Regions from separate parts of the Homo sapiens genome. Here region 2 is linked to region 1. The links are chromatin loops, found by intact Hi-C in ENCODE. Cell type or tissue: K562. All regions are shown on one strand. Each heading gives the region's core, and the rest is flanking DNA. Links, peaks and the distances in the headings are about the cores only.

Region 1 (4,390 bases), core at 267-4,266:
TCACGCCTGTAATTCCAGCACTTTAGGAGGCTGAGACAGGAGCATCACTCGAGGCCAGGAGTTCAAGACCAGCCTAGGTAACATAGTGAGACTCTATCTCTAGGAAAAAAAAAAAAACAAACAGGCCAGGCGTGGTGGTGGGCGCCCATAATCCTAGCTAAATGGGAGGCTGAGGCAGGAGAATCGCTTGAACCCGGGAGGCGGAGATTGCAGTGAGCCGAGATTGAGCCACTGCACTGCAGCCTGGGTGACAGAGCGAGACTCCGTCTCAAAAAAACAAAACAAAACAAAAACAAAAAAACCCCAAACAAAACAAAACAAAACAAAAACAAACATTCTGAGATATCTCAGACCTGGAATCTGTTCCCCCCAATGATCATCCAGGGCAGGAATTTGCTTCCTTCCATAGCTGGTTGCCCAAATTCTGTTAAAATATATTCTGTGATGGGAAGCCTATTCCCTCACCTAACCCAGTATTAGACCTAATTTGCCTCCAGGTGACTTTGGTTTACAAGGTCTGGCTTTACTCCTTGGGGCCACATAACTTGTCTGACCTCGGGGGGATGTGGAAGGAGGGTCTCAAATGTCAGCCTTAGAAGCTTACATATTTAGAAGGCACTGGGGAGCTACAGAAAAGTCTAATGCAAGTGAAGGAAATGGTCTGATTTGTGCTTAGATAAACCCCACAGGGCCAGGCATGGAGGCTCATGCCTGTAATCTCAGCACTTTGGAAGGCCGAGGTGGGAGGATCGCTTTTGCCCAGGAGTTCAGCCTGGGCAACATAGGGAGACCCCATCTCTACCAAAAATAATAAATTAGCCAGGTGTGGTGGCTCATGCTTGTAATCCTAGCTACTTGGGAGGCTGAGGTGGGAGGATCATTTAAGCCCGGGAAGTCGAGGCTGCAGTAAGCTAGGATAATGCCACTGCACCGCAGCCTGGGCAACAGAGACCCCATCTCAAAAAAATAAAGACCTCATAGGCCAGAATGGTCAAGGCTGAGGGAGGCACAGACAGAGGGGTCGGGCAGAATAAAAGAATCATAGGGGGATGTGGGAGCTCAGAGGAGGTGCTTGATGCTTCTGGGGAGTGTTAGGTAGTGCTGCCTGGAGGAGGTGAAGTCTGAATGGTGAAAAAGGAATTAAAGAAGGGAGTGGAGCCGGGCACGTTGGGTCACGCCTGTAATCCCAGCACTTTGGGAGGCCGAGGTGGGCGGATCACGAGGTCAGGAGTTGAAGACCAGCCTGGCCAAGATGGTGAAACCCTGTCTCTACTAAAAATACAAAAATTAGCGAGGCATGGTGGTGCGCACCTGTAATCCCAGCTACTCGGGAGGCTGAGGCAGGAGAATCGCTTGAAACTGGAAGGCGGAGGTTGCAGTGAGTGGAGATGGAGCCGCTGCACTCCAGCTTGGGCAAAGAATAAAACTCCATCTCAAACAATAATAATAAATTAAAAAAAAATAAGGGAGTGGAAAAGACAAATACAGGGAAAAGGAGCCTGGGATGTTCTGCCCAATCTGACCCATGGCGCTGCCTTGCTCAAACGCCACTGTTGTCAGAATTAAGAGAAGAATCTTTAGGCTGTTTTTTTCTCCTCCTCCTCCTCCTTTTCTTTTTTTTTGTAGAAAAGTGTGTCTTGCTGTGTTGCCCAGGCTGGTCTCAAATTCCTGGCCTCAAGCAGTCCCCTGCCTCAGCCTCGGAAAGTACTGGGATTATAGGCGTGAGCCGCTGTGCCCAGCCTGGTCTTCTTTCATTCATTAAAAAATTAACTGCGCAGGGATTAGTGGCTCATGCTTGTAATCCCAGCAATTTGGGAAGCCGAGGTGGGTGGACCACTTGAAGGTCAGGAGTTCGAGACCAGCCTGGCCAACATGGTGAAACCCCGTCTCTACTAAAAATATAAAAAATTAGCCGAGTGTGTTGGTGGGTGCCTGTAATCCCAGCTACTCTGGAGGCTGAGGCAGCAGAATCGCTTGAACCCGGGAGGTGGAGGTTGCAGTGAGCCAAGATCGCACCACTGCACTCCAGCCTGGGCAACAAGAGCAAAACTTCTTCTTCTGAAAAAAACAACAACAGCAACAACAAAAAACAGAGCGCCTACTGTATGCCTGGCTCTGCTGGGCTAGGCTTCGTTGGTTACTATATCTTACTTCTCTGGAAAAAGACATATAAATTGAACCTGTATTTTCCCCTATAATTATTAGCCTCTAAGCACTAAAGTTTTTTACTTTGGGGGGGAAAAAAAAGAAGTTACCCCAGCTCAAGGGTTTTGCCCCATGCCTGGCAGGGAGCAATTATGACCAGAGGGGCTGGGACATCTGCTCCTAATTGGCTTTTCCTGCTGAGGTCCTGGAATACTAAAGGGTTTCTGAAGGGCCCGGGATGTCCCCCCCCCCAGTTCTTCTGGGGTGGGGGAGCGGGTCCCTGTATGTGAAGACGGAATTTCCTGCCCATTTGCTCCTCACACCTTCCGGAGGCCAAACGGGCAGCCCAGCTGCGGCCCGAAGGGGGAGGGGCTCGGCCGCCCGGCAGATGGCGGCATTTACATACAGCTGGGAGCCCCCTCTTGAGGCCGAGCTCCTCGCCCTGGCGTCTGGTGCGTCCGCGATGCGGGGTTTGGGAGGGTGGCTTTGTCTTGCGGAGGGGGAACACACACACGCCTGCACACAGGGGTCCACAAAGAGCCCTGGATCTTCATCGTATCCACACACAGCTACACCCGTGGATCTCCCAAACCCAGTCTCATTCACACAAACCAGCGCACACAGGGGTCTACAAAGAACTCCGGATCTTCATCGTATTCACACGCGGCTGCATCCGTGGACCTCTCAAACCCAGTCTCATTCACACACAGGCGCCCTCAGCCATTCACCACCTTGCACAGCCTCTACCACACCCGCACAGAGCACAAAGTCACAGGTTTATACGCCTATACAGGATCTCCCATAAACACACACGCACAGAGAAGCAGCCACACAGCCACACAATCTCAAAGCGTCACACAATCACGAAGTCGTGTACACTTCTAGTGTCCCACTCGGGTGTGCGTGCAGAATCAGAATTGTTTACAACCTCATAAATGTGTCAATCACACACAACTCCAGGCGTATGCTGAGCCGCACAGTCCCACGTGGACTCACAATGACAAAGTCATGTGCACCCTCCGGTAGCTCTGGTTCATACCACACACACAAAATCTTAAAATCATGTACAACCTCACACACAGGCTTAGCCCCCTAACCCCACCCCACCCTAGCCACACAAAAAGTCGCGGGATCACCCACGCATGACCTCGCTCGTGCCCACGACCACAGACGGAATCTCGCTGTTGCTCCTGCACGCTCCCCCTCCCCTGTGACCGCCCCCCCCGCCCCGCCCTTGGTCCCTTGGGGCCGGGTAGCTGCCTGAAGGGGCGGGGCCATTCTCTCAGATATAAGGCTTGGAAGCCAGCAGCTGCGACTCCCGAGACCCCCCCACCAGAAGGCCATGGTCTCCCCACGGATGTCCGGGCTCCTCTCCCAGACTGTGATCCTAGCGCTCATTTTCCTCCCCCAGGTCAGAGCCAGGTGGGAGGTGGCGTGGAAAGGGATGAATGCGGAGGGGAGGGGTGAGTGCGACCTGAAGGTCCTGGGGAAGGAGCGTGGGGCGGACGGGAAGCCTGGGTCCTCCCGGCCGCCTCACCCTGCGCCCGTCTCCGTCCCAGACACGGCCCGCTGGCGTCTTCGAGCTGCAGATCCACTCTTTCGGGCCGGGTCCAGGCCCTGGGGCCCCGCGGTCCCCCTGCAGCGCCCGGCTCCCCTGCCGCCTCTTCTTCAGAGTCTGCCTGAAGCCTGGGCTCTCAGAGGAGGCCGCCGAGTCCCCGTGCGCCCTGGGCGCGGCGCTGAGTGCGCGCGGACCGGTCTACACCGAGCAGCCCGGAGCGCCCGCGCCTGATCTCCCACTGCCCGACGGCCTCTTGCAGGTGCCCTTCCGGGACGCCTGGCCTGTAAGTGCTGCCCCCGGGGGACTCCCGGTGCTGGAGGCCTAACCCTGCCAGCGAAACCTCCACCTCCTCTCCCCTCCAGCTTCCAAGACCCTAATCCTGCCTCCCAGGGGGTGGACGAAATTCCCAGACCAGTAACTCTACCGTCTGGAACCCCACATTCACAGACCTCTAAACTCTACACACTGGGGATTCTAAATGTTCTGATTCCCCAACCCTGGATGCTGGGACCCCAAATTCCCAGAATTTCAAACCCAAGCTCTGAAATCCTAAACTCAAGGAACCCTACCTCTGCTCCTTGGGGATCCCTAAAAACTGTGGTCCTCATCTTTATCCCCAAACCTCTCACACCTTGTCTTGGGGACCACTAATATCTTCTCTCTCTTTTTTTTTTTTTTTCTGTCCTC
Region 2 (4,390 bases), core at 182-4,181, 170 kb after region 1:
TTTGTCTGTATTTACAGCCCATAATCAAGAAATCATTGCCCAATCTCATGTCATGATGATATCTGCCTGTCATTATCATTTCTCCTATCATTATCATTGAAGGTCTTACGTTTACTCATTGATACATTTTGAGTTCACTATTGTATATGTTATAAGCTAAGGGACCAGTATGTGTAAGTCCAGTTTTCCCAGCATCACGTGTTGAGAAGTCTGTCCTTTTCCAATGCGATGGTCGTAGCCCATTGTGGACTCTCAGGTGACCCTCTGTGAGTGTTTCTAGGCTCTCTATTCTACTCCTTTGATTTCTATGCCTCTCCTTAAGCCAGCACCACACTGTCATGATATTATAGCTTTTTAAAGAGGTCAAACATTGGCCACAATAAAATATGCACTTCCAAAGCCATTTTTAGGTATTATATATCATGGATTAGGCTCTTTTTTTTTATTCTCAGGACCTACATGGACACTATTTCTCATCCTTGTGATACAGGAGTTATTAAGAAATAATTTTTAGGTAGATAGTAAGGGTAAAAGTTCTTGGTGGAAATTTTCCTGTAATAAGAAACAACCCCCAAACCATCTCTTTTCTAACAGAAAAGGTGGCTTGAAGGGCCAGGAGAGCAAGCTTTGATATGCAAATACTGGGTCATTAGAAACGAGGTTCACTCAATGTGGTGATTCCTGCCATCTTTTCCTTGTCACCAGGTGTACCAAGTGTCATGGCCACTTTCAGATAACACCATGTGTTCGAAACATCATGGCAACCCGCATTTGCATATTAAAGGGCTAAGATGGGAGGGCCAGATTTTTCACAGGCTACAGAAATTACACACCTGGTCAAACCAATCCCCTGGGCCCTATGGAAACCAGAAGCCGCCTCCTCCAGCATCCCAATATAAGCAATCACTTTTCCACCACACATGGTTTTTATGTGTGTGTGTGTGATAGGTTTTTATTTATTATTATACTTTAAGTTCTAGGGTACATGTGCACAACGTGCAGGTTTGTTACATATGTATACATGTGCCATGTTGGTGTGCTGCACCCATTAACTCGTCATTTACATTAGGTATTTCTCTTAATGCTTTCCCTCCCCCCATCATTCTGAGCAAACTATCGCAGGGACAGAAAACCAAACACCGCATGTTCTCACTCGTAGGTGGGAATTGAACAATGAGAACACTTGGACACAGGGTGGGGAGCATGGGGGGTTTTTTGTTCGAATCCCCCTCTCTCTGTCTCTGTACGGGGGAGCTGTTTTCTTCCTTCCTTCTTTCTTGCCTATGAAACTTTTCACCCCTTAAAACCACTCCACATGTGTCCATGTTGTTAATCTTATCAGCACGAGACCAAGGACCCTGGTTCCCTCCAGTCATCGGAGCCATATCTTTTAGGTGCATTGGCCAGGAATGGGAATTCATTCATCAGACTGGTGAGTATGGAGCAAATCTCAACTTTAAATCTGTCTTTTAATCTCTAGGCTCTCTTCCAGCTATCCTGCCACCAAACTTTCTTTCTCTCTCTACCCGCGGTCTCTTACTGTCTCTCTCACTGTGTCTAATGTGCAGGAATCTTTACAGTTCAGGGAAACAGGTCTGTTAGAGAAGATCATGAATCAAGGCAGGCAGTAACTCAATAAACGTCTGTCTCTCTAAGGTTTCGCTGGTGAGCACATGGTATTTCTAAGCCAAAACCGCCACCTGGTGGAAATAAAAATCCTCTTCATGAGACACTTGGTTCTCTGTGGTACGTTGCAGCTTCACAATTTCTCCATTTTGCACTTTTTTACTGCTACTTCTGTGGACGGGAAACTCTGGTTTCAACCATTAGGAGTAAGATGTCTTCCACAGCCAGATTTTAGTCCCAATATTGTCCCATCAGTAGGAAAACTGCCATTCGGTTCCTACACTCTTTTAAGGCACCTATTCTGTCTCCAATTAAGACAGTACTTAATTGGTAAGGGGATATTAAGTTTAGAAGTTAACCAGAACAGTTTTTTTTAAAGGGTAAATGCATTAGCACGGGTCATAATAGCAGGCAATCTAGCACATTGCCTCCATTAAAGGAGCCTTGCCCAGAGGTGACACAGTCTCCCCGGAGATCCGTTTTCAGGGAGCCAGGCAAACTGCACATGTTTAGGAAATCAAAGGTAAATCACACAAGGCAGATAAGCTAAGACTGCATGGGTAAGCACGGGTAGCCCCATCACTTAGTTCATCCAGCTCTATGGCTTGGAGGACCACACCTACAGCCATGGGTGGCACATTTAACATGGTGCCGGGATCCAGAAACCAGGGAGGGGAAGTAATCAGAGGATGCTCCCTGTCTGCTCCTCCACTCTGGGTCATACCAAAAGGAAGGAGACTAAGAAGATGCTTTGTATTCTTTCTTCTTTTTCTAAATGGATAATAAATTATCTTTAGGTTGCACCCCTCTGGAGTGCACTCTGAAACACTGAAACTTCCTTAATCTCAAAACTGTAAAGAGAAAAGCAATTTATTTTCTTTTGCACAAGGACATGGCATTTTTACTAAATGGGAGGGAAGCGGTTCTCATAAACAACCCTAACTAAAACTTCAATAGCTCAGGAAATGATAGGAAAAGGAAGTACTTTTTAATACTCACTATAAAAGGCCTAGAGGAAACCAGGGCCAAACCTCTCAGTTACTCTAAGCTGTCTATAATGAACCAAAAGCCAGATAATAATTCTGTAGCCTTTATGGAAAGGCCAAGAGAGGCACTAATAGAGTACATCTCCTTATCCCCTAATTCAATGGAGGAACAGCTCATTTTGAAGGAGAAGTTTATTACAAAAGCAGCTCCTGATATTAAAACTAAAAAAGCAAGCTTAGGACAAAATACCACCTTAGAGAACCTCCTGCAAGTGGCGACTTTGGTCTTTTATAATAGGGACAAGGAGGAGTCCCAACAAAAGCGGGGGAATCTCAAGAGAAGGACAGAGGCTCCAGCAGCAGCTTTGCAAGCTTGTAAAGTCCAGAATCCCCAAGGTACATCCACTAGTTGCTATTGGCATGGCAGCCCAGAGCATTTTTAAAAGGAATGCCCAGGCAGCAAGATGAAGCAAACTCAACCCTATCCAGGCTGTGGCAAAAACCACTGGAAACAGAACTACCCCCAGAGGCAGAGGTCACTGGGTTCAAAATCAGCCTCACAGATGGTCCAGCAGGAATGATGGGTCCAAGGGCTCCAACATTGGCTCCAGTGACTCAAACTGCCATAGAGCACAGGAGTCCTAGAGGATTCTGGAAATTTACAAAAGGAAAGTAAACCTCCTTCTAAGCACTAGAGCCAGTCTCTCTCTTTTCTCCTCTCTAATCCAGGCCTCCGCTCTTCTCATAGCACAACTGTAAAGGGCATCTCGGGAAAAACTCTAATCCAATATTTTTTTCAACCTTAGCTGTAGTTAGAAAGACCTATTTACACGTGCTTCCAAGTCATTGTCATAATAGCTCTACTAGTCAAAAAAGCCTCCAAGTTAACCCTAGGAAATAATTCAACTGTTTACAGCCCACATAATGTGGCAGGATCACTGACCTCTAAGGGGAGCTCTTAGCTAGTAAACAGCCAGTAAAGCAAGAAGTACATAAGGCAGGATGAGCAGTAGTCACTGCCCCAAACACAAGCACTCAATTAGCTGAGCTAATAGCTCTTACAAGAGCACTTAAATTAAGCCAGAGAAAGATAGCTAACATTTCTACTAACTCCAAGTATGCTTTCCTAATTGTCCATGCTCATGCTGCTATTTAAAAGGAAAGGCATTTTCTTACCACTAATGAATCTCCCATAAAATATCACCAGGAAATTAATAGGTTATTATCCTCAGTTTTTCTTCCACAAGAAATAGCAGGATGCATTGTAGGGAACATCAAAAGAAAATAAATAAGGTAAGCAAAGGAAATAAATTAACTGGTCAGCCAGCTAAGACAGAGGCAAGGAAGTCTCAGGGCATTAACACAACTAGTGAAAGCCCAAGTCCAGGAACTAAAACCATCTTTATTTAATCCAGGAAATTTAGTATTAGTGAAAAATCTCATCTCTCTCCTTCCCTAAGCCAAGCTGGGAAGGGCCCTCCACTGTTCTTCTTTCAACCCTCTCAGTAGTAAAATTTACAGGAATCAACTCCTGAATACATCACACTAAAGTCAAAGCTTAAAAAGCTGGGGGAGCAACCCCTAACAGTCCAGAGAAACATCCAGAATGTCCATGTGGAAAAGCAGAAAATGTTAAGCTAAAAATCACAAAAATTAAGTAACTGAGTAAGGTCTACCCATCTTACTCAGTCCCACATTTACCTCAACATATACTTGTTGTCATTTCTGCCCTTTCCTGTCAAAATTTGCCACCAAATATTAAAACTTCTTTTTAATGT

The links. A loop is a pair of places that touch in the nucleus more often than their neighbours do. Peaks named below come from ENCODE experiments on the same cell type or tissue, not always from the same donor. Only the 100,000 strongest peaks of a DNase experiment are listed, where the experiment ranks them.
Region 2: it touches region 1 in a loop (6-fold over the local background); 5 of 110 quality-filtered maps call a loop at or near these places.

Annotation. Positions count from the first base shown.
Region 1 is chr19:39,495,488-39,499,877 of GRCh38, forward strand. DLL3 (delta like canonical Notch ligand 3) reads left to right here and starts at 3,460. Exons shown (of 9, transcript NM_203486.3): 1 at 3,460-3,556; 2 at 3,705-3,986. The coding sequence starts at 3,488. RefSeq lists an enhancer at 2,164-3,156 and a silencer at 2,780-2,839. In K562, for the core only: a CTCF peak has its summit at 2,520 (motif pointing right); DNase peaks (open chromatin) are centred at 2,544 and 3,384; H3K4me3 peaks cover 370 bases.
Region 2 is chr19:39,670,476-39,674,865 of GRCh38, forward strand. No RefSeq gene overlaps it. Among named protein-coding and RNA genes, the nearest start is that of LGALS16, 17 kb to the left of the region's middle. In K562, for the core only: CTCF peaks have their summits at 1,693 (motif pointing left) and 3,528; a DNase peak (open chromatin) is centred at 1,696.